2 separate regions of the Homo sapiens genome follow, and region 2 is linked to region 1. A link is a loop called in an ENCODE intact Hi-C map of the cell type or tissue named here. Cell type or tissue: HepG2. All regions are shown on one strand. Links, peaks and the distances in the headings refer to the core of each region. The heading gives the core; the rest is flanking DNA. Region 1 overlaps SGMS2 (sphingomyelin synthase 2). Region 2 overlaps LOC105377358 (a long non-coding RNA gene).

The links. Hi-C counts contacts between places; a loop is a spot of excess contacts. Peaks named below come from ENCODE experiments on the same cell type or tissue, not always from the same donor. Only the 100,000 strongest peaks of a DNase experiment are listed, where the experiment ranks them.
Region 2: a loop joins it to region 1, with 7 times the contacts of the local background. A loop is called at or near these places in 2 of 110 quality-filtered maps.

The regions. Positions count from the first base shown.
Region 1 is chr4:107,908,607-107,920,103 of GRCh38, forward strand. SGMS2 (sphingomyelin synthase 2) reads left to right here. Exons shown (of 7, transcript NM_001375905.1): 6 at 1-125; 7 at 1,744-6,441. The coding sequence ends at 1,947. All of the region lies in intron 1 of CYP2U1-AS1 (CYP2U1 and SGMS2 antisense RNA 1), which reads right to left. LOC107986298 (a long non-coding RNA gene) reads right to left here. Exons shown (of 2, transcript XR_001741784.2): 2 at 1-1,943. Among named protein-coding and RNA genes, the nearest start is that of CYP2U1, 17 kb to the right of the region's middle. In HepG2, for the core only: a CTCF peak has its summit at 4,876 (motif pointing left); a DNase peak (open chromatin) is centred at 4,855.
Region 2 is chr4:107,573,354-107,584,850 of GRCh38, forward strand. LOC105377358 (a long non-coding RNA gene) reads right to left here. Exons shown (of 3, transcript XR_939059.3): 2 at 5,656-5,716. Among named protein-coding and RNA genes, the nearest start is that of PAPSS1, 140 kb to the right of the region's middle. In HepG2, for the core only: a CTCF peak has its summit at 5,840 (motif pointing right); a DNase peak (open chromatin) is centred at 5,838; H3K4me3 peaks cover 528 bases.

The DNA of each region.
Region 1 (11,497 bases), core at 1,136-9,135:
TGCTGAGTGCTGCCGGGATCATCTGCATTCTTGTAGCACACGAACACTACACTATCGATGTGATCATTGCTTATTATATCACAACACGACTGTTTTGGTGGTACCATTCAATGGCCAATGAAAAGGTGAGAGCAGTGAAGATGCTTGGATAATTTCTTTTCTTTGAATGCAGTGGACCCTTTTCATGTCGTGGGGTTTTAGATAGCCTAATGGGGATAACCGATGTTGCCACATTCACTTAAACATATATCCATTACTGCTTTTTAAAATAAAGCAAAGAACTTCACAAATATAAATGCCATTTATGGATAAAAATGCCATAAAGTTATGGAGCACAGTGCATTGCTAATTCAGGTAACTTAAACTAGAATGAAAAAATATATGTACTAAATTAAAATTTAGGAACCTTCTCTGTAAAAGCATTGTAGTGCAGCTGGGTAAGACATAATCCTGCCTTCAACTTAAATTAATTTTAAGGAGAAGGTAACAGCTATTTTTTTTAATTTTTTTTTTTTTTGAGACAGAGTCTTGTTCTATTGCCCAAGCTGGAGTACAGTGGTGCAATCTTGGCTTACTGCAACCTCCACCTTCCAAGTTCAAGCGATTCTTGTGCCTCAGCCTCCCAAATAGCTGGGATTACAGGTGCACGACACCACGCCTGGCTAATTTTTATTTTGTATTTTTAGTAGAGACAGGGTTTCACCATGTTGGCCAGGCTGGCCTTGAACTCCTGACCTCAGGTGATCCTCCCACCTCGGCCTCCCAAAGTGCCAGGATTATAGGCGTGAACCACCGTGCCCAGCCGATAGCAGCTATTGTTTAAAATCACACAAAATAAATAGCTTATGAATGACTGGATTTGGTATATCCTCTGGTGATAATGGTGCTCTCTGGCTTCCCTTCTGATTCTTCCTCATTTGCTACTGCTGCTTCCTTGTTTCCAGATGCCTTTTCTTTCTTCTCCCATTGAAACTTAAAGAGCTAGCTCAAATGCCACCTCTTCCAGGAAGCTGTCTCTAACTCTTGCTCTCTTCCTCTGGTCCGAAGGCAGAATTATTCCTCCCAGTCTCTCTTTTCTCCTAGTCTTGGTATGTGTCCTTGGTGTAATAGAGTTGGTCTGTGTACCATGACTTACTTATCTTTGAATAGACTTGCCATATTGTCAATTTGGAGAATTTGTGAGCAATTGAAATATTACATTTCCAAAGGATCTACGTCCAACTCTTGGTGTCCACTAATAAATGCTCTTTCTTTGGATTACTTTATTTCTCTTTGTAGCTCTGTTTCCTATTTTGTAGTCTCCCATTTCCATCTTCCTTCTTACACTTCCATCTAGTTGACTACTGACACCACTGAACCAAAATTTTCATCTTTCCTCTTAAATGTGTTCAACTTCTGAGCTCTTCTTTCACTCTTTGACTTGCTTGGCCCCTAGATTTGATCACTCACACATCCTGAAAATTATTCCTCCTGAATAATTCTGAAATCCATTCCCAGAGTCTCCATTCTTACTGGAATTGCAGGCAGAAGAAATTGCATGAGCCACAAAGGAAAGAAAGACACCTAGGTGTGTTAGGGGAGCGGAGTCATGGTAGAGTTAGGGAAAGGACATGAAAATCATTACTGCCATGTGATTCTGAATTCTGTTTTCCCTAGGTTACAGTGAATGACAATTTAAGAAAATAATTGGGATGCAAATTGAGAAAGATATGTCTCATTTAAATTTTTTTCTACCATTTACAGAACTTGAAGGTCTCTTCACAGACTAATTTCTTATCTCGAGCATGGTGGTTCCCCATCTTTTATTTTTTTGAGAAAAATGTACAAGGCTCAATTCCTTGCTGCTTCTCCTGGCCGCTGTCTTGGCCTCCTGGCTGCTTCAAATCATCATGCAAAAAGTATTCACGGGTTCAGAAGATTGGTGAAGACAATGAGAAATCGACCTGAGGAGCAAAACAAAGGCATCAGCTCTTACACCAAAAGAGTTAACGCTGTAACCAAAGGTATAGTTTTGTTTTTTATTTTAGGAGAACTGACTGGTAAATGAAGAAATGGACCAAATTTTGTGTAAACGATTAGAAAGATGAACAAAGTATTGCCCTTTGACTGGTTTTCTTCTTCATCCTGAGAAAGATACATTCTCTTGCAGCTCTTCATTCATTGGTGACAAGCCCCCACCCCGGGACTTTACTAATGAGCTTGTTAAAGAGGTGCCAAAGAACATATTCCTCCTTTCTTTATTCTTTCTCCACCAAAACCCTCTACTTCAGAATTTTTTCAGGATATTTTTCAGCCCAAGGTCAGAAGAATGTGTTAATATTTTAAATAAAATATCTGGACATCTACAGCCACTGTGTAAATAGAACTGCCTAATGTTGAGAGTGGTTTTTAGCATTAGGTTTAGCAAGGGGGAGATCCGTGGGTTGTGCGTCAGCTTTGGGTGAATTTTGTTTCTACCCTGTCACGGGGAAAGTTCGGGTTGAGTCCAGGAGTGCACACTGCTGCTGCCACCCAATGCGCTACATATCACTTTTTTTTGTTTTGTTTTGTTTTGTTTTTAAAAGATCATTTTATCTTAAAAAGGAAAGCTGATCCAAGTAAACACGAAAGTATTTGACACACCCCACAGATTTTACATGTGTGTAAATGTTTCACTTTAAAATCTCTATGACAGATACACAGGAAACATGAGATGGTTTCTGCTAATGAGTGGCCCTTGAGTACACACTTAGATGCTGTCTGCCCTGTAAATTTGGATCTGGTGCCCCAGGGCAGTCAACTCTTCTAGCACAGGCTGAAAACACGTGTGTGTCAACTGAGGTTCACACCACTTGGGGAATGAGCCTGTTTTCTTTCCAGGTCAGGCCCTGGTGTGAGATCAATTTTAGGGCTCCTAATTGGAGCACAGAAATGTATTTGGTCAAATTTCATTGAAGGTGATTTCTTCCTTTTTCTGTTGTACTTTATGGAAAAACCAAGATGGAACCTGAAAGTTAATGTATCCTTGCTTTTAGCAAGAGACTCAGTTTCTTATAACTAGTCCTAAGGACATATGCCGCAATTGAGTAATTTTACTTTTACCCTATGAAAATAACATGGTGCTGCACTATAATATACTCTCGGAATCAGTGTGTTAGTTACAGCTATACAGTGAAGGGGGATAACTGTTTCTAAATTTCTTTAAGGTGATGCCAAAAAATGGATTAAAAAATCTGATCAGATTTAATGTTACCAGATTTAGTGCATTATTTAATGCTATTGGATCTTTTGGATAATTCTTGGCTTAATTTCTTAGCTACTTGAAGGTTAATTTGCAAGACTTTTAAAACCTTAGAAAAGTTTTAAGGTTGCAAAGTTATCAACACTGGGGCAGAGGGTGGAGAGGCCAATGCGGGTAGAAGGAGGCAGTTATGTTTATATTGAAGGTGAAATTTTTCTTTCATTTAGAATGGAAAACATCCCCAAATGTATCATTATAAACTAGTCAGCCTTGACTACACAAAATTGACCTTTAAGTTGCTTGAGAAAAACACAATGCAAATCGTTCAGAAGGGTCAACATCCTTTGGTGCTAAAATCTTGTGTATGTTTTCAGAATGGCTTTTTCTGTATGTTATAGAATAATCACTAAAGGAAAGGTAGTTGAATTTAAAGTCATGAAGCAAGACTCTTTAATTCAGTTATTTTAAACAAGAATTAAAACCCCAAACATCCTTGGCAGGCTTTGAAGCACACAGAATTTTCTAGTATTTCTTATTAAATACACCAATAATAAACATATACTTAGTTTACCTGATGAGTTTAGACATAATTCTATATAATGTTCGCTTATATTCATTTATTAACTAGCAACACTTGTGCAAGAACAAGGTATTCTGCTTGAAAACACTGATTTTTAAGTTCCTGTTGCCCGATTGTAAAGAAAATCATCTGACACAGAAGCCTGGATTTTGCTCTCCTAACACTGGTGTTTTCCTTGAGCCTCTAATTCAAATAAAACAAACTGATACACCTTACAGCCTTATTCATCTGTGTCTGGATAACTCACTTTTCATCTATTGAATAAGAAAAAGTGTTTAAACTTAATAAAATAAAAAATTGTGCACCAATTACTACAGATCCTTGAAACAGTAAGCCTTGGATTTTAGTCAAGTAATCCAGTTTTTTTTTAATTTAAAAAAAACCATCACCTTTTAAAGAACTTTAAAAACACCTGTGATGCCAATGTGGACATTGCCGCTGCCATGTCTTTACACGCATGTGTCGTATAGCTCTGTCATCGAGTTGAGGAAGTCCATGGTTTGCAAATAAGGGTGGGGGAATCAAAATTTCAAGATGGAAAAATAAAACAAATAGTAAAACCCATTTACATGTAGGAAAGAAAAGTTGAGCTTCAACCCAATGTGCCACTTTGATATAAAACAAGTATGATATATATATAAACTGAAGATATAAAACAAGTATGATCTTGCCTTTGAAATCATAAATGTTTGGGGTACCTGTTCTTTGCCAGTTAAGATACATATCTTATTATCTTTGTTTTTTTCAAGTCTATGCTCCTGTTTGAAGCTTTTCCTGTAATTTAGGTTGTCTGTGAAATACCTATAACATATAATTCCTATAGAGTATGCCACATTTTTTTTCTAACTCATTTCAAATGAAATTCTCTCAGATTCTAGTTTTTGAGCTTGTCCACTAGATCTGAAAATAAAGCATCCTTTCCTGAGTCCACTTGAACTAATTGTGAATTTGTTACTTAATTTACTGGCATCTTGGGAAACAAGTTTTGCTGTGGCAGGAAGGCTGTTTTGAGAGTGAGCGTTGAGTCTACTCTGGTTTGTGGATGACATTGCATTAGGGTTATTTCCTGTATTACCAGTGCCCCCTTGTGGCAATATACTTTATGACTTGGAATGCAAACACCACTTTTAAAAGCCTGTTTTCAAGTTTTTGAAAGGCATTTGTTTTCTGTTGTTTGCCAATAATCTGAAAGTATCATGTGAAAGGAATTATTTTAAAAGCATTTTAAACCTTTCCCAAAGGTAAAATGTGCTCAGATTATAGGCACTTGTAATTCTAACCTTGTATCCATTTGATCAAAGAAAATTTGTAGAACATTTTTACCTCTCATGATCACAATCATTAGTGTCTCCCTTTATAACGACCTATGTTTTGTTTACTTTGAAACACCAAATTTGTTGTCTTGGTTTTTTTTACATGACAGAACTCATGCAGTTTCTTTTTTAGTTGAAAGTTCACATCTTGCCCCTTGAATAGTTTGAACATTTCTTTCTTAATTCTTTTTTGTTTTTGTTTTGCACTGTAAAACTGATGAAAACTTTAAGCCAATCTTAATGCACTAGCCTCTGTAGTGTAAGGAAGTGTGAGAAGGAGTTTCTTAATGAGTTTACACGTTTAAATCAAGCATATTATAAGTTATATGCCATGTGTTGAAGGCTTTTCTATTTATATATATAAAGATTTTTAGTATTTGTTTTTAGTGTCCTTGTGTTGCAATAATTTAACTCCTTTGACTCAGTTGCTGAAAATATTTCTTCTATTAAGAAGTGCTCTTGACTTCAACACCCAAACACTGAAAATCATGTCAATGTTACCCAAAGATAAGTTTTTATACAGATACACACCTTATAAGTTCTGATTTATTTTCTTACTCATTATGCTGTGTTCTAAATAAATCATGAATGAGAAGAGTGCTTTATTGTGAAATTATTTAAAACTGTCCTTTAAAAGAAAAAGAGGAAACGATGAACAAAAACTAATCTAATTGCCAAGTTAGAATTCATTATTTAATTTACCTCCTATGCAATGATTAATGCTGCAAAATGTATGGTTATGTTACCGTATATTCACAAAAGAAATATTATTACAAGGTTTCAGAGGTAGCCAATTGCATTCTTTTGGAAATTTACTGTACTGTTTCAATGTGTTAAGTGCCTTGTTGTAAAGTAAAATTTTAAGTCTAGATTCATTATTTTCCTGACATATATTTTTCATTATGATATCTACTGTATGCTATTGTGATAGTTTTATGAAATGCTTACATTTTAATCAAATATGTAAATTTCAGAAGCTCTTTTTTCCTACCCACCAGTACCTTAATCATTGGTTTATCACATTGGATTCAAATTCAGGTTCCTTTTTTGATAAAGAGGAAATTTGTTTTCCATGCTTGTGATTTTGTGTTTGTAAACATTTCAGGAGGAATTTAGGAGTGTAACTATAGTTTATACTTCTATAATGTTGTCTTACATTTACATTTTTAAGTGCCTAATTGTTAAAACTGATTTATGTTTCTCTTCTAAAGAGGATATGTGTACTTGGTTTCTAATCTCTTTGGTTTTGCTTTTTAAAAAATGCAAGAGCCTATACTTTGTATTTACCTAATAAACCACAGTGACATCAACAGTCTTTTCAAAATTAATATTACTGTTTCTTTCCATTTACAAAATGTGTCATTTTTAAAAGAGTTCTAGTTTTAGAGTACTTGTTAAAACCGCAAGAGGGATATTTTCTTCAAGCACTATTTTTAAAATAAAGTAATAACTTTCAATTAGTGGATTTAAGGTGAAAAATAATTCAGAACAATACAAGGTCATTCATGGAGAAGAAAATAATCACACATTCCATGATTCTGATTTTCATTGTTCACAAGAGGACAAAGTCACTCATGAAAAGCAGACCCCTTTCTGTCACTAGGTCTCCTTATGCCTTCACAAGACAGAAGCCTAAGGTAATATCCTCAACTGGAGTTTGCTAGACATTGCAACAGCAAGGTGCGGTAAGTAGGTTTTGAATCTGCTGATGACAAATGCCCCTCCTCCAAGATAAATTTTGTAAAAGCAATTCATTGGGGTGAAGTGAATAGGATAAGATAATAAGGTTCAAAGAGTAAGTTACAGGAGATAGTCCAGGCTTTATCCTTAGATTATCTAGAAATGATGGAGCATAGATCAGAATAGTTTTTCTGCCACCTCCACCCAGACCTTGGATGAAAAGCTCATCACAGTGACGTTCCCATCATCCTGTGGAAACACTGGCATGCTGATTTTGCTGGCCATATAGCTTCAAAGTCTGCCCTTATCTAGAATGCATCGTGCAAGAAACTAACGTGAACTCTTGTTCATCGTGCAAGGGACTAACAGGAACTTTTACTAAGGGGCTAATTCATTCTGGGTTCCATTTGTTTTCTTCATACAAAAGCTCTTGAGTGTGCCTCCTACGAGAGGATAAAACTCTCTGGGCATTTTTGAAAGTACTGAGGATAGTGAAGTTTTTTAAAGTAGTACTCTGTCTCTTACTCCAATAAGGAATCAATAGGCACTTTACAACTGCAGTTAAAGTGGCATTTTCAATCACACTAATCATGGGCAAGTTTCCTAAGTAATTAAAACCACTTTAAAACAAAAAAGAATGGTGATCATTCATGCTTGGTTTGAGATCTCTACCTCACAGCTGTTGATTTTAGAATTAGAATGTAGTGGTGTGTCCAAACAAGTTTTGCCACCAGGATTAGATGCTAGTCTCACTAGAAAGTGAATTTAAATTCGCTTACTTCAACCCCCATCTCATCCCCACCACATTTAAAGATAGAAAAGTATCTATATGATCTATATGTCTACTTAACGACAGACTCAGCTTCAAGTCTGTAAGGTTTTTTGATTGCAGGTCATTACAGTCTTGACCCTGCGTAATGCCTTCAGTCTCTCCAGATGATCATGCTATTAAGAGGTCGCCACAACTTTTGATAATATTCATCTTCCCTGATATTTTGAATCTCCTGCTGAGACACAGGAAGACAGGAAACTAGACTATGTTCACCAACCATTTGAGTGATTCTGTGTGCCATACACTAGAGCTGCTGATACATAAAATTCCTGACATTTAAGTGGAAATGTCTGCACTATAAGACTCGCCCATAACTCCTAAGTCACATCATAAGAATTTCAATTGCATAAAATATATGCAAGTCTTAGGAAATGTTTGTAAGTTTTAGGAAATGTTGGTCAGGGCCTTCATAGCCAGCTAGATGTTTCAGAAGTGGAAGTGAATTGCTTTTCTGGATGCATTGTCACTGAATTTTACCATTCTTTTCTATTTAATATTTTAGCAAAATTGCACAATAGACATCAAATTTTATCTCATCCAAAGGTTGGGAGAGGTCATATTTTATCTCATCCAAAGGTTGGGAGAGGTCATGTTTTATCTCATCCAAAGGTTGGGAGAGGTAATGTGCCATGGGCTCTGAGCATCCATCCAGCACATTTTTTGCTGGGCATGCTGAGTGCAAGGCCCTAACTCCTGTTACCCAGGCCATTTCTCAGGATTGTATTTGCAGTAAGCAATGTTAAGTAATGAGGTAGCATATCACCCTAAATAAAGAGAAGTCTTTTTTTCTGTTTACTGTAAAGCAGTAAAAATGCGAAGCTCAGTGGTCCTCAGTTGAGGTGAAAACCCACTGCATATGTAACATCTGTCTTCACCTCTCCAAGTCATCCCCATGGGATTTGAGAGACAAGGGAGCCAAAGGGACCATGCTGACACTTTGGATACTGCTATGCTATGTGTAGTGAAGTCCTTTGTCTCTGACTCAGGAGTCTTGTGTCTTCTAGCATCCAATGAAACAGGAACAGGCTAACTTGTGGGCTTGTAAGTAAAGTCATAGATGCTTCACGAATTGACATGTAAATTTTATTTTCTTCTAATAAATAAGAATATCAGAAGCATAATACTGTATTAAGTTAGGATAGTAATGGATTATGTATTACTGTGTGTGTATATAGATATATGTATATAATGCACATTTAATCCATATGTGGCACCCGTAATCAAACATAGCATTTTACAGTTAACGCTTGGCATACATTTTTTAATCTAAGTTAGGATAGTAATGGATTATGTATTACTATGTGTATGTATATAGATATATATATATATAAAATGCACATTTAATCCATATGTGGCACCTGTAATCAAACATAGCATTTTACAGTTAACGCTTGGCATACATTCTTTAATCTTCACAAAACCCTGTGAAGTAAGCAAGGCAAGAGAAGGTGACCCCATTTTATGACATGAAAGGGTTCATAAATGTTAGAGCTAGAACTTGAGTTTTGTTTTTGTGGGCTGTAGCTTGCTGCCTCCCTGTCGTAATTACTATGGTCACCATCACAGTTAGGGTTTTGTTAGGAAATTAGTTTCAGAAGCAAACTGTCCTTGGGACAGGTTCTTTGTCACATGCTACAGATTTTTCTTAAAATTACAATTTACTAATTTCAAAGGGGAGAAAAGTTGGCTCCTAGTGCAAAATGGCCTTGAAGGCAAAAGAACTCCTCAAGAATCCTCGAGTGTCTGAACCCACAAGTTTGTTAGAATAAAGCAAACTCACTGTCAATGAGTTTTAATGTCATATGTCTCAGATTATGTTTCCAAAGCCCCCACTCTGCCTGCCTTTCCCACATTGTGCACACTAATCAGATACATGAATTGTTTAGCCGTAATCTCTCCAGAAACTTCCAGAAAAGTGAATGATGAATTGCTAGTGTGGAAATGTCTTTTTTCTAATAAAAAGAGAAGATTTCATTCACTAATCTATGGCACCCTTGACCATGGGATTAAGAGTGATCCTGTTATCCCAGTCCCAAGTATTAAGTTGGTGCAAAAGTAATTGCGGTTTTTGCCATTGCTTTTAATTTCAAAAAACACGATTACTTTTGCACCAATCTAATAACTCCAGCTGATCCAGCACAGTGACACAATATGTTTAGTACCATCCTGTACCACCAACAAAATTACTGTATTTCACCAGTAACTAGTGAGTTGATTTTTTAATAACCTGCCTATATATTGGAGAGAATATCAGAGTTTGGGCAGTTCTCAGAGGATTTTGAGATTAAATTATATCAGAATTCAGTTCAAAAACAAATAATTGTTCAATATTGTTTTGTATAGCAGCCTTTACAAAAGAAGTGGTGACAAGTCTTCTCCTGGAGCTATATAAAATGAAATTGCCCAAACTGAAAAAAATTGCAAATATGTGGGAATTAACCAACACACTTAACTGGTGGAGCAAAGAAGAAATTGCAAGGGAAATTTGATAATACCTTGAGACAAATAACAAAAATGCAGCATACCAAAACTATGGGATGCAGCAAAACCAGCACTGAATGAAATGTATACCTACAAATGCATATGTTTTAGAAAAGAATAATGTAACTTTAGATCTTAAGGTACTTGAAAAAGAAGACGAAATAAAATTCAAAGTTAGCAGGAGGAAGGAAATAATAAAGACTAAAACAGAGATAAATAGAGAATAGAAAAATAATAGAAAAATCAATGAAATGAAAAGTTGGTTCTTTGAAAAGAGCAGCAGACTTGACAAACCTTTAGCTAGATTGCCTAAGAAAAGAAGGCTCAAATTACTAAAATCAGAAATGAAAGTGGAGATATTACCACTGATTATACAGAAATAGGATTATAAGAGTACAATGAACAAATGTACAAAAAACCTACCAGTACCGAATCATGAAGCAATAGAAAATCTAAACAGACCTCTAATTAGCAGGGAGGTAGAATGAGTAATCAGAAACTTTTCAACAAAGAAAACCCTGAACTGTGGCTTTGTTGGTGAATTCTACTATGCATTTAAGGAAAAAAGTAGCCAGACGTGGTGGCTCACGCCTTTAATCCCAGCTCTTTGGGAGGTTAAGGTGGATGGATCACTTGAGCCCAGGAGTTTGAAACTAGCCTGGGCAACATTAACAAAACCCCATCTTTATCAAACAAACAAACAAAATAGCTGGGCATGGTGACACATGCCTGTGGTCCCAGATACTTGGGCACAAAATAGGAGGACTGCTTGAGCCTGGAAGGTTAAGGCTGCAATGAGCTGTGATCACACCAATGCACTCCAGCCTGGGCAAAAGAGCGAGATCCTTTCTCAAAAAAGAAATAAAGAATTAACATCAATACTTCTTAGACTTTTCCAGAAAGAAGAAAGAACACTTCCTAATTCAGCCTGTGAAGCCAGTTATCACCAATACCAAAGCCAGACAAAAACACTACAAAAAAAAACAAAACTTAAGACTAATATACCTTATAAACATTGGCACAAAAATCTTCAACAAACTACTAGCCAACTGAATTCAGCAGCATATTAAAAGGGATATATAACAAGACCAAAAGAGATTTATTCCTGAAATGCAAGGATGGTTTAACATGAAAATCAATCAACATAATACATTAACAGAATGAAGAGTGAAAAGTACATGATCATTTCAATTGATGCAGAAAAAGCATTTTACAAAATTCAACATTCTTGCATGATAAAACTAAACATACTAGGAATAAAAAGAAGTTGCTTCAACATAAGGAAGTTATCATGAAAAAGCCAGCTAACCTTATGTTCAGTGGTGACTGAAAGCTTTTCCTCTAAAAGGGAAATGTCAAGAATGATCAGGAACAAGTGAAGAATGCCCAGT
Region 2 (11,497 bases), core at 2,151-10,150, 330 kb before region 1:
CTGAGATGAGATTAATAATGACCTTAGAGGTGTGTGTTTGGTCCTTCAGTGACTCGTGAGGAAGCAGTAACAACTCCAGCTGGTGGAGAAGCCAAACTGGAATCAGAATCTACATTCCAGGCAGAACCTCCCCTAATATTTGCAGGATCTAGAGCAAGGATATTGGCAATTCCCTTCAGCCAAAGACCACCAAGAACATCCTTGTAGCATGATTAAATTATTGATTTCTTGCAAGGAGGAAGAATGTTTATCATGAAGGACATGGATCTTCTCAATAAGAGGGCACTTGAAAGGCCTTACAGGATTTGGGCTCAGGGTAAGTAGTTCTGAAGAGAGTTTAAGGATGTGAGACTTTGCTGAGGGGTTGGGTGCTTTCAGGAAGTGAGTGGAATTTTATATTTGAGAATCTTAATGATTCTTATCTAGAAAAATTATAAGAAAGTAGAGGCGAAGTTGCACTGATAAGGAAGTAGCAGTCTCTCATAGTAACAAGGAGAGGAGGATGTTTGTTTGGTCACTTCTCATCTTGAAAAATGTTCTTGTTCTCAGAGCATGATTCCAGAGTGGTCCTGTTTTTGCCTTGCTCCCTCATGGTCCCAGGGCAGCCTTGTCTGGCATTGGTGTTCTGTGACACTGTCCACGGTCCACAGGAGAATTCCACAATCTGGCTATAAGTACTAAGCCAGCTCCTTGCCACCCGAAAGCTTAGCTGAGAGGAGGCCAGCTCTCAGGTGTGTAAGGCCATGTATCTAAGTATTTCAAGTTAAAAATCAACCTAACTGTTAAATGAAGTATGTTTTATCCTCCTACTTTTACAAATACGTTCATAACAGCAAGACTGAAGAGGCTATGTAAAGCTACGGTTTTTAAATGAATGAAAGTTGGCAAAATATTTAAAAAGACAATTTAATTACTATTCTGCAGATCTGGATATTCTGTTGATGAGTCTGTGATGTTCGTATGACTAATAAAAGAAATTGTGTATTTTTCATGAAATTTTTTTGCCTACAACTCAGAAAAATCACTAATTATGTTGTTAGAGTGAAAGCTTCTACATAATTTTGTTCTACTGACAAAAGTGATCTAATACATTTAAAATAAAATGTATGGTATTCACTATATATAAAATGCGGATATATTTTCACCAAAAATAAAAAAGAAAATTAAAATTATATATATTTCCAAAAACAATGATTTTCTTCTAATATATTCCATATTATTAAAATGAAAGGGCAAAATAAATATTACTATTAAGTATCAAAATATCAAGTAAAATTATGTAAAGAAAACTAAAATCTAATTTAATATTTTAAAAATATGTGTAAATCTATTACATATATTTATGAAAATTAAACTGATAAAGGACAGGGACAGGGAAGTGCTGGGAGGAGAAGAGTGGTGTCCCTGGCGAGGGCTCCATCCCTGGGCCTGCGCCCACAGACCTACGTGAGGACAGCCACTCCTGTTTTCGTGCCCAAGTGTTGCATTTTCCAAGACCACCCTGGCCCGCCATGCCCTCCATCCTGTGCCTATAAAAATCCCGAGACTCTACTGGGCATGCATACAAGCAGCTGGACGTTGAGAGGAACACACCAGAAGAAGGGCACACAGGTGGCTGGACGTCGTGGCTGGAGAGGAGCAGAGGAGTGGAAGAACACACCAACGGGCACCAGCGACGCCTGTCAGACACAGACGCCGTCAGGCAATTGATCAGCGGAACAACACAGACTCCGAGGGGAATTTGGCTGGAGTAGTCGGAGGAGAGTCCAGCCACTGAGCAGCCCAACTCCAGGGGAAAACCACCTTCCCACTCCACACACCTTCTGGTCCCCCATACATCTGCTGAGAGCTACTTCCACCACTCAAGAAAGCCTTGCACTCATTCTCTAAGCCCACGAATGATCCGATTTTTCCTGTACACCAAGGCAAGAACCCCAGAATATAGAAAGCCCTCTGTCTTTGCAGTAAGGACACGAGCCATCTACAGACGGCAAAACTAAAAGAGCACACTATAACATGCCCACTATGGCTTCAGGAGCTGTAAACATTCACGCCTAGATGCTGCGGCGGGGTCAGAGCTCATGCTCCCCACAACCTGCCTGTCTACCTGCTCCCACTAGGGGTTTTGAGCAGCGGGGCACTGAGGAAGCAAGCCACACCCCCAGCACATGCCCTGTGAGGGGGACAAGGGAACTTTTCCCATTTCAAAACCATTCATGATTCTGGCATTCGCTGTCCATCGAGTTGCCAATGCAAAGAATTGCTATCACCCTTCACCAGTATTACATCTAGACCTACATATCTAAAATGTAAGTGATAGGAAATGTAATATTGAAAAACGCACCTCAGCAACCATGTACAAACTGTGGAAAGTACTTTGCTTTTTTCGTAAGTATCTCTAGATCCACAAATTGAAACGTGAAGAGAACATGGACTCTCAGCACTACTGGGAAATGATATTTCATGATGCAAGAAGCCGTTGCACTTATGCTCTCTGAGAGGAAGAGTTTGATGAGTTAATTTGTCTTTTTCTCTTACTTATATACTTTTGCCATTCAAATCCTTTTTGCTTCCTGAGGTACTTTACATCTTCAATATTGGCAGCAGTACAATCAACACCACACATGACATGAAGACATACTCACCTTTCGTTCAAGGACAGTGGGAAAGCAATGTGAGAAGCATTTCTCTGGGGCCTGAAGCGTTAGTCAGGAGGGCAGTTGGTTACGGCCATAGGTCACGCTGCAATTGCATTGAGCTCCAGAAATCAATGGATGGAGGTACCCATGCACTCTTTAAAAATTTTACATTTTGTGTGTATATTTGTGATAAACAGGGTCCCCCAAAGCATAGGGCTTGATGCAGGGTCCCCTCTTGCTCACACCATTGGGATCTTCCTCTTCTCTTTCAAAACCAGCCAAGTTTGACCAAAGGAGAATATGCGTGAGTACCTGACCAAAGCCAAAGCCATTGGAGTTTGCAAACTCCTGTAACAATGGTAGAAGTTTCTCAGAGGAAAGAAAACGTATCAGGATTTGGGGACTGGACATAGAAGTCCCCAGAAAGAGGAGCAGGGATGAAAGAGAAAGAAAGCCCATTTAGGTTACTCTGCTTTCAAATGCCTAAATCAATAAGGCATTATGTAGCACAGGGGAATGCAATAAGTTATAGGCATGGTTCCCTCTTCACTGAACTGCTCTTTTTGAGGTACATCTGACCTTTTAGTAAATAACTTTTCATATCTGCCTTATAGATTGTTAGATATTTGATATGGGGAAATTAGAAAGTATTGGGGAATAGAAAAGTAATGACCCCATTCTGGGAGACTCTGATGGATATTGAGGACAATTGTTGGAGAGCTGTTCGCTGGTCATTAACCATAGCAAAGGGACCACAGACACAGATTAAATTCCCTGAGTTACACCGCCCCCACCGGCCCCCATAATCTATTAGCAGGAAACTCCATATGAGACAGTCCTAACCCAAGTTACTCTTGAAAGTTTCCTTAAAATATGTAATATCAACTTTTTTGCAATTGAGAACCCCAAGTCCACCCCATTCCTTCCAAATATGTAAAATTTTACATTCCTAGGGGCCATATTTTTGACATTTTGGACAGCCAAGCTTGGGAAGTAGCTTCATCTACTAGAGATAAGGTTCATCAAGCAACATTGGCCTCATAACCCCCACTGCCCGTAGATCTCCATAACCTTTTTTTATTCATTTTAGGAAGATTTAACACATGGATTCTATGTCAGGCATTGTGATCATCTGTTGAAGTTACCTGACATGACAGTCTTCAGCCTTAAGTAGTTTAGCAGAGTCTGTCAAAAAATGCTATTCCTTCTACATTAAAATAATCCACTGTTTCAAACCATAGAGTAACTTAGATCTCTGGCCTTACAGGAAGAATCACTGTCTATTATAAGCTTTTAAAAATTGCATTAAGTGGAAGGGAAAACTATTTTAAATCATCTTGGTGTTACTGTAATAGTTTATGAATTGGGGAAATTTATTCATGCATAATGATATTGCATCCTATCAAACTACTGGGTGGTTGTTGACATTGGTTGGAGGCTTTTTGCCATGGACATGCAGATACTAACCTCAGATAACTCCTGTGTTTGAGCCTTTAGTCTTCATGGGTCAATGTACTAGTCAGGGTTCCCCAGAAAAACAGAACCAACAGGACATGTTTGTGCTTTATTTCAATCTACCGACACTGGGAAATGTGATTTGTTGATGTTTGCTGTGCTACCATCAGTCAAATAGAGGTTTACTCCTGAAAACCTATGCAAAATGCTATACAGCAGCAGTTCCTGGTTCCATCTTTCCTCCTTAGAGTTATGTAGCTAATTCTCCCCAGATACCCAAAGATGAACAAAAGTAATAAAATCTCAAGATGCACTGGCTCCTATTTTGTAAGTAGGCTGAAGGGCTCTGGGGATTAAGGAAAATGAAAGTAGAGAAAGAACTAACTCCATTATTAAACAGCACCTGCATCTCTGCAATGTAAAATAACTGCCCCTACAAACCACCCAATGATTGTAAACATACCAATACCGGAATTTAATCAGTTAATGACTATACAATTAAAATGAGTCATCTACAATCATAGCCCTCAGAGCATCTAACTGGCTAATGTTTTATGGTGGAATGTCTTTTGATATTTAATACCCGGCTTTCATAAAATACACCTTTCAGCACAAATTATTTTGGCTGACGTTTACATGGGAAAGTTTTGTATTTATATCCCTAAATCTTATTAAAACATATTAAACAATGTAGTCAAATTCAGTGAGTCCAAATACAACTGTTAAAATGTCAGACCTTACACAGACTTTTTTAAAAGCTGAAGATTGCCAAAAGAAGGGAAGTGCAATGTATTACTGCATGCAAAGCAATTGCTTATTAACCACTACTCTTATTGTTTGGTGATCAGAAAGCCATACTGTAAGCATTTTAGAATCTATTGCTTGTGTATATAAGTAATATACATAATTACTGCTTTAGTTCCATTTAAGAAACAGGTGGAATGGGAGTGCTACAGCATACTTTTATTTTCTATTTAAAGTAATGGGGAATGAGCTACAAGTTAGCATTTGTTTCACAGAATGTGTATGATCCAGAAACAAAATACCGATGAGCAATTTGCCAGCTATGTGCAACAAAAATGAATCTTACAAACGTAAAATCAAACATGAGAACTCAGACAAACACAGATGGTATGACTGCATTTATATAAAGTTTTAAAAGCAGACAAAACCAAACTCTAGTATTTAGGGATATATGCTTCAATGGTAAAACTATAAATAAAAGCAAGGAAGCAAATTCCAAAAAACAAGATTGTGGTTTCCTTTGCAAGGAAAGAATGAAATAGTGATTGGGAGGGTGCATTAAGAGCATGTCTGGAGCAATGGTAATGTATGTAAACTGGTATTTGCTTTGTAATAAATAAATGAGAAATGAACTATGCTTATGTGTATACAGTTTTCTGTTTATGTTCTTTATTGCATAATGTAAATGTTGGGAAAAATAACTTGTGGATATAGTTAGATGTCAAGAGTCTGTTTTAAGAAGGCTAATACTCTGATGCACTAATTCCACCTTTACAAATCTACCTTATAGACATAATCTCTTTTTAAAAAGTCTTACCACTCGAGGCGGGGCGGGGGCAAGATGGCTGCCTAGAAACACCTGCAGTTGGAGGCTCCCACTGAGAAGAAAGAAAACGGCAAGTTAATCCTAAACCGGCAACTGAGGTTCTCTCGTTGGGACTGACTAGACAGCGCAACATATGGACAGCGGAGAAAAAGCAGAGCGAGTTATGGCCCACCAGGGAGCAGCATGGGGCAAGGGGAGCTCCCATCCCCAGTCAAGGTAGGCAGTGAGTGTGTTACTCCACCCGGGAAACTATGCTTTTTCCACGGATCTGTGCAACCTGTGGATCAGATCCCCTCGTGAGCCCATGCTACCCGGGCCTTGGGTCCCAAGCCCAGAGCTGTGTAGATTCTTGGCCGCCACTTTGCTGGAAACTGCCTAAGACTACCGAGCCCCCGGGTGGAGGGGCGGCCATCATCAGTGTGGCTGCCAGCTGCCTAAGATGACTGAGCTCCTGGGGGAGGTGCAGCAGCCATCACTGCAGCTCCAGTCTGTCGTTTTCCCTGCCGGTGCCAGGGAGATTGGGTGGTTTGGACCCAGGAGGAATTCTCCACAGCCCAACAGCTGTGGTAGATCATGGCCAGACTGTCTTTTTAGGCCAGACCCTGGCCCATCCCTCCTCACTGGGTGGGGCCTCCCTGTGGGAACTTCAGCAACTCCAGCCAGGGGTTTATAGACAGAACTCTGATCTCCCTGGGATGAAGCCCCTGTGGAGAGGGGCAGCCACCGTCTCCATTAATCAGTAGACTTAAATCTTTCTCTCTGTTGGCTCTGAGGGGTCCGGGCTGTCCCCGACTAATGAGATTCCCCCCAGTGCAGCACACCCCCTCTACCAAGGGGCAGCCAGAGTGCTTCATTAAGTGAGTCCCTGATCCCATGCCTCTTGACTGGGTGAGACACCACCAACAGAAGTCACCAGACACCTTATGCAGGGGCATTCCTGCTAGCATCAGTTTGGTGCCCCTCTGGGACAGAGCTCCCAGAGGAAGGAGCAGGCAGTCATCTTTGCTGTTCTGTAGCTTCCGGGAGTGACACCTCCAGGTGCAGGATGGACCCCCAGCAAACTGCAGCAACCCTACAGAAGAGGGGCCTCTTAAAAGAAAAACAAACAAACAAAAGAAAGCAACAACAACAGCACCAACAAAAAAGTCTCCACAAAAACCCCATCCAAAGGTCAGCAGCCTCAAAGATCGAAGCTAGATAAACTCATGAAGATGAGAAAGAATCAATGAAAAAATGCTGAAAACTCAAAAAGCCAGAGTGCCTCTTCTCCTCCAAATAATTGCAACACCTCTCCAGCAAGGGCACAGAACTGGGCTGAGGCTGAGATGGATGAACTGACAGAAGTAGGCTTCAGAAGGTAGGTAATAATGAAATTCAATGAGCTGAAAGAGCATGTTCTAACCCAAAGCAGAGAAGCTAAGAACATGATAAAACATTGTAGGAGCCATTAACCAGAATAACAAGTTTAGAGAGGAACATACATGACCTAATGGAGCCAAAAAACACAACACAAGAACTTCACAATGCAACCACAAGTATCAATAGCTGAATAGAGCAAGCAGAGGAAAGAATTTCAGAGCTTGAAGACTACCTTGCTGAAATAAGACAGAAAGACAAGATTGGAGGAAAAAGAATGAACAAAACTTCTGAGAACTATGGAATTAGGTAAAAAGACTGAACCTACGACTGATTGGGGTGCCTGAAAGAAACAGGGAGAAGAGAACCAAGTTGGGAAACATACTTTAGAATATCATCCAGGAGAACTTCCTTAACCTAGCAAGACAGGCCAACATGCAAATTCAGAAAATCCAGAGAGCTCCAGTAAGATACTCCATGAAAAGGTCAACCCCAAGACACATAATCTTCAGATTTCCCAAGGTTGAAATGCAGGAAAAAATGTTAAGGGTAGCCAGAGAGAAAGGTTAGGTCACATACAAAGGGAAGCCCATCAGACTAACAGTGGACCTCCCAGCAGAAACTCTATAAGCCAAAAGAGATTTGGGGCCAATATTCAATATTCAACAGTCCTAAAGAAAAGAATTTCCAACCCAGAATTTCATATCCAGCCAAACTAAGCTTCATAAGCAAAGGAGAAATATAATTCTTTTCAGTCAAGCAAATGCTGAGGGAATTTGTCACCACCAGCCCTGCCTTGCAAGAGCTCTTGAAGGAAGCACTAAATATGGAAAGGAAAAATCATTACTAGCTGCTACAAAAACTCACTGAAGTACAAACACCAATGACACTATGAAACAACTACACCAACAAGTCTGCAAAATAACCAGCTAGCATCATGATGACAGGATCAAATTCACAAAAGACAATAACAACTTAAATGGAAATGGTCTAAATGCCCCAATTAAAAGACACAGAATGGCAAGCTTGATAAAGAGTCAACACCCATCAGTGTACTGTATGCAAGAGACCCATCTCATATGCAAAGACACACATAGACTCAAAATACAGGGATGAAAAAAAAATTACCTAGCAAATGGAAAGCATAAAAAAAGCAGAGTTTGCAATCCTAGTTTCTGAAAAAACAGCCTTTAAACCAACAAAGATAAAAAAAAAAAAGACAAAGAAAGGCATTACATAATGGTAAAGGGATCAATTCAACAAGAAGAGGCTAACTATCCTAAATATATATGCACCCGATACCAGAGCACATAGATTCATAAAACAAGTTGTTAGAGACCTACCAAGAGACTTAGACTCCCACATATTACTAGTGGGAGACTTTAACACCTCATTGTCAATATTAGATCATCAAGACAGAAAATTAAGAAAGATATTCAGGAATTGAACTCAGCTCTGGATCGAGTGAACCTGATAGATAGCTACAGAACTCTCCACACAAAAACAACAGAATATACATTCTCAGCACCACATGGCACTTACTCTAAAATCTATCACGTAATTGGAAGTAAAACACTCCTCAGCAAATGCAAAAGAACTGAAATAATGGCAAACAGTCTCTCAGACCACAGCACAGTCAAATTAGAACTCAAAATTAAGAAACCCACTCTAAACCACACAACTACATGAAATTGAACAACCTGCTCCTGAATGACTCTTGGGAAAATAATGAAATTAAGGCAGAAATCAAGAAGTTATTTGAAACCTATGAGAAAAAAGAGACAACATACCATAATCTCTGGGATGCAGGTAAACCAGTGTTAAAAGGGAAATTTATAGCACTAAATGCCCACATCAAAAAGCTAGAAAGATCTCAAATTGACACCCTAACATCACAATTAAAAGAACTAGAGAACCAAGAGCAAACAAACCCCAAAGTTAGCAGAAGACAAAAAATAACCAATATCAGAGCAGAACTGAAAGAGATAGATACACAAAAACCCTTCAAAAAAATCAGTGAATCCAGCAGCTGGTTTTTTGAAAATATTAATAAAATAGATTGCTAGCTAGACTAATAAAGAAGAAAAGAAAGAAGAATCAAATTGACACAATAAAAAATGATAGAAGGGATATCACCACTGACCCCATAGGAATACAAACAAACATCAGAGAATACTATAAATATCTCTATGCAAATAGACCAGAAAATCTAGAAGAAATGGATATTCCTGCACATGTACACCCTCTCAAGACTGAACCAGGAAGAAGTTGAATCCCTGAATAGAACAAAAACAGGTTCTGAAATTTAAGCAGTAATAAATAGCCTACCAACCAAAAAAAGCCCAGGACTAGGCAGATTTACAGGTGAATTACATCAGAGGCACAAAGAGGAGCTGGTACCATTTCTTCTGAAACTATTCCAAACAATTGAAAAGGAGGGACTCCTCCCTGACTCACTTTATGAGGCCAACATTATCCTAATACCAAAACCTGGCAGAGATACAACAAAAAAAGAAAACTTCAGGCCAATATCTTTGATGAACATTGATGCAAGAATTCTCAATAAAATACAGGCAAACCAAATCCAGAGAGTAAGTCAAAAAGCTTATCTACCACAATCAAGTCAGCTTCATCCCTGGGATGCAAGGCTGGTTCTACATACACAAATCAATAAACGTAATCCATCACATAAACAGAACTAAAGACAAAAACCACATGATTATCTCAATAAATGCAGAAAAGGCCTTTGCTAAAATTCAACATCCCTTCATGTTAAAAACTCTCAATAAATTAGGTATTGATGGAACAAGCCTCAAAATAATAAGAGCAATTTATGACAAGTCCACAGCCAATATTATACTGAATGGGCAAAAGCTGGAAGCTTTCCCTTTGAAAACCAGCACAAGACAAGGATACCCTCTCTCAACACTTCTATTCAACATAATAATGGGAAGTTCTGGCCAGTACAGTCAGGCAAGAGAAAGAAATAAATGGTATTCAAATAGGAAGAGAGGAAGTCAAATTGTCTCTGTTTGCAGATGACATGATCATATATTTAGAAAACCCCATCATCTTAGCCCAAATCATTCTTAAGCTGATGAGATATTTCAGCAAAGTCTCAGGATACAAAGTCATCGTGCAAAAATCACAAGCATTCCTATGCACCAACAATAGACAAGGAGAGAGCCAAATCGTGAATGAACTCCCATTCACAATTGCTACAAAGACAACTAAGTACCTAGGAATACAGCTAAGAAGGGAAGTGAAGGACCTTTTCAAAGAGAACTACAAACCACTGCTCAAAGAAATCAGAGAGGTCACAAACAAATGGAAAAACATTACATGCTCATGGATAGGAAGAATCAATATCATGAAAATGGCCATACTGCCCAAAGTATTTTATAGATTTGATGCTATTCTTATTAAATAATTATTGACATTCTTCAGAGATTTAGAAAAAACTATAAAATTCATATGGAATGAAGAAAGAGCCTGTGCAACCAAGACAATTCAATTCTTAGCAAAAAGAACAAATCTGGAAGCATCATGCTACCTGACTTCAAACTACACTGCAAGGCTGCAGTAACCAAAACAGCAGGGTACTCATACAAAAACAGACACATAGACCAGTGGAACAGAAAAAAGAACCCAGAAATAAAACCGCACATCTACAACCATCTGATCTTTGACAAACCTGAAAAAAACAAGCAATGGGAAATGATCCCCTTTTTAATAAATGGTGCTGGGAGAACTGGCTAGTCATATGCAGAAAATTGAAACTGGATTCCTTCCTTACACTATATGCAAAAATTAACTCAAGATGGATTAAAGACTTAACTGTAAAACCCAAAACTATAAAAACCCTAGAAGAAAATCTGGGCAATATTGTTCAGGACATAGGCATGGGCAAAGATTTCATGACAAAAACTTCAAAAGCAATTGCAACAAAAGCAAAAATTGACAAATGCAATCTGATTAAACTAAAGAGCTTCTGCGCAGAAAAAACAAACTATCATCAGAGCAGAGAGACAACCTACAGAATGAGAGAAAAATTTTGCAATCCATCCATCTGACAAATGTCTAATATCCAGAATCTACAAAGAACTTAAACAAATTTACAAGAAAAAAATAACCTCATTAAAAATTGGGCAAAGCACATGAACAGACACTTCTCAAAAGAAGACATATATACAGCCAATAAACATATGAAAAAAAGCTCAACATCACTGATCGTTAGAGAAATGCAAATCAAAACCACAATAAGATACCATCTCATGCCAGTCAAAATGGCTATTATTAAAAAGTCAAGAAACAACAGATGTTGGCAAGGCTATGGAGAAATAGGAACACTTTTACACTGCTGGTGGGAATGTAAACTAGTTCAACCATTGAGGAAGACAGTGTGGCAATTCCAAAGACCTAGAACCAGAAACACCATTTGATCCAGCAATGCCATTACTGGGTATACCCAAAGGAA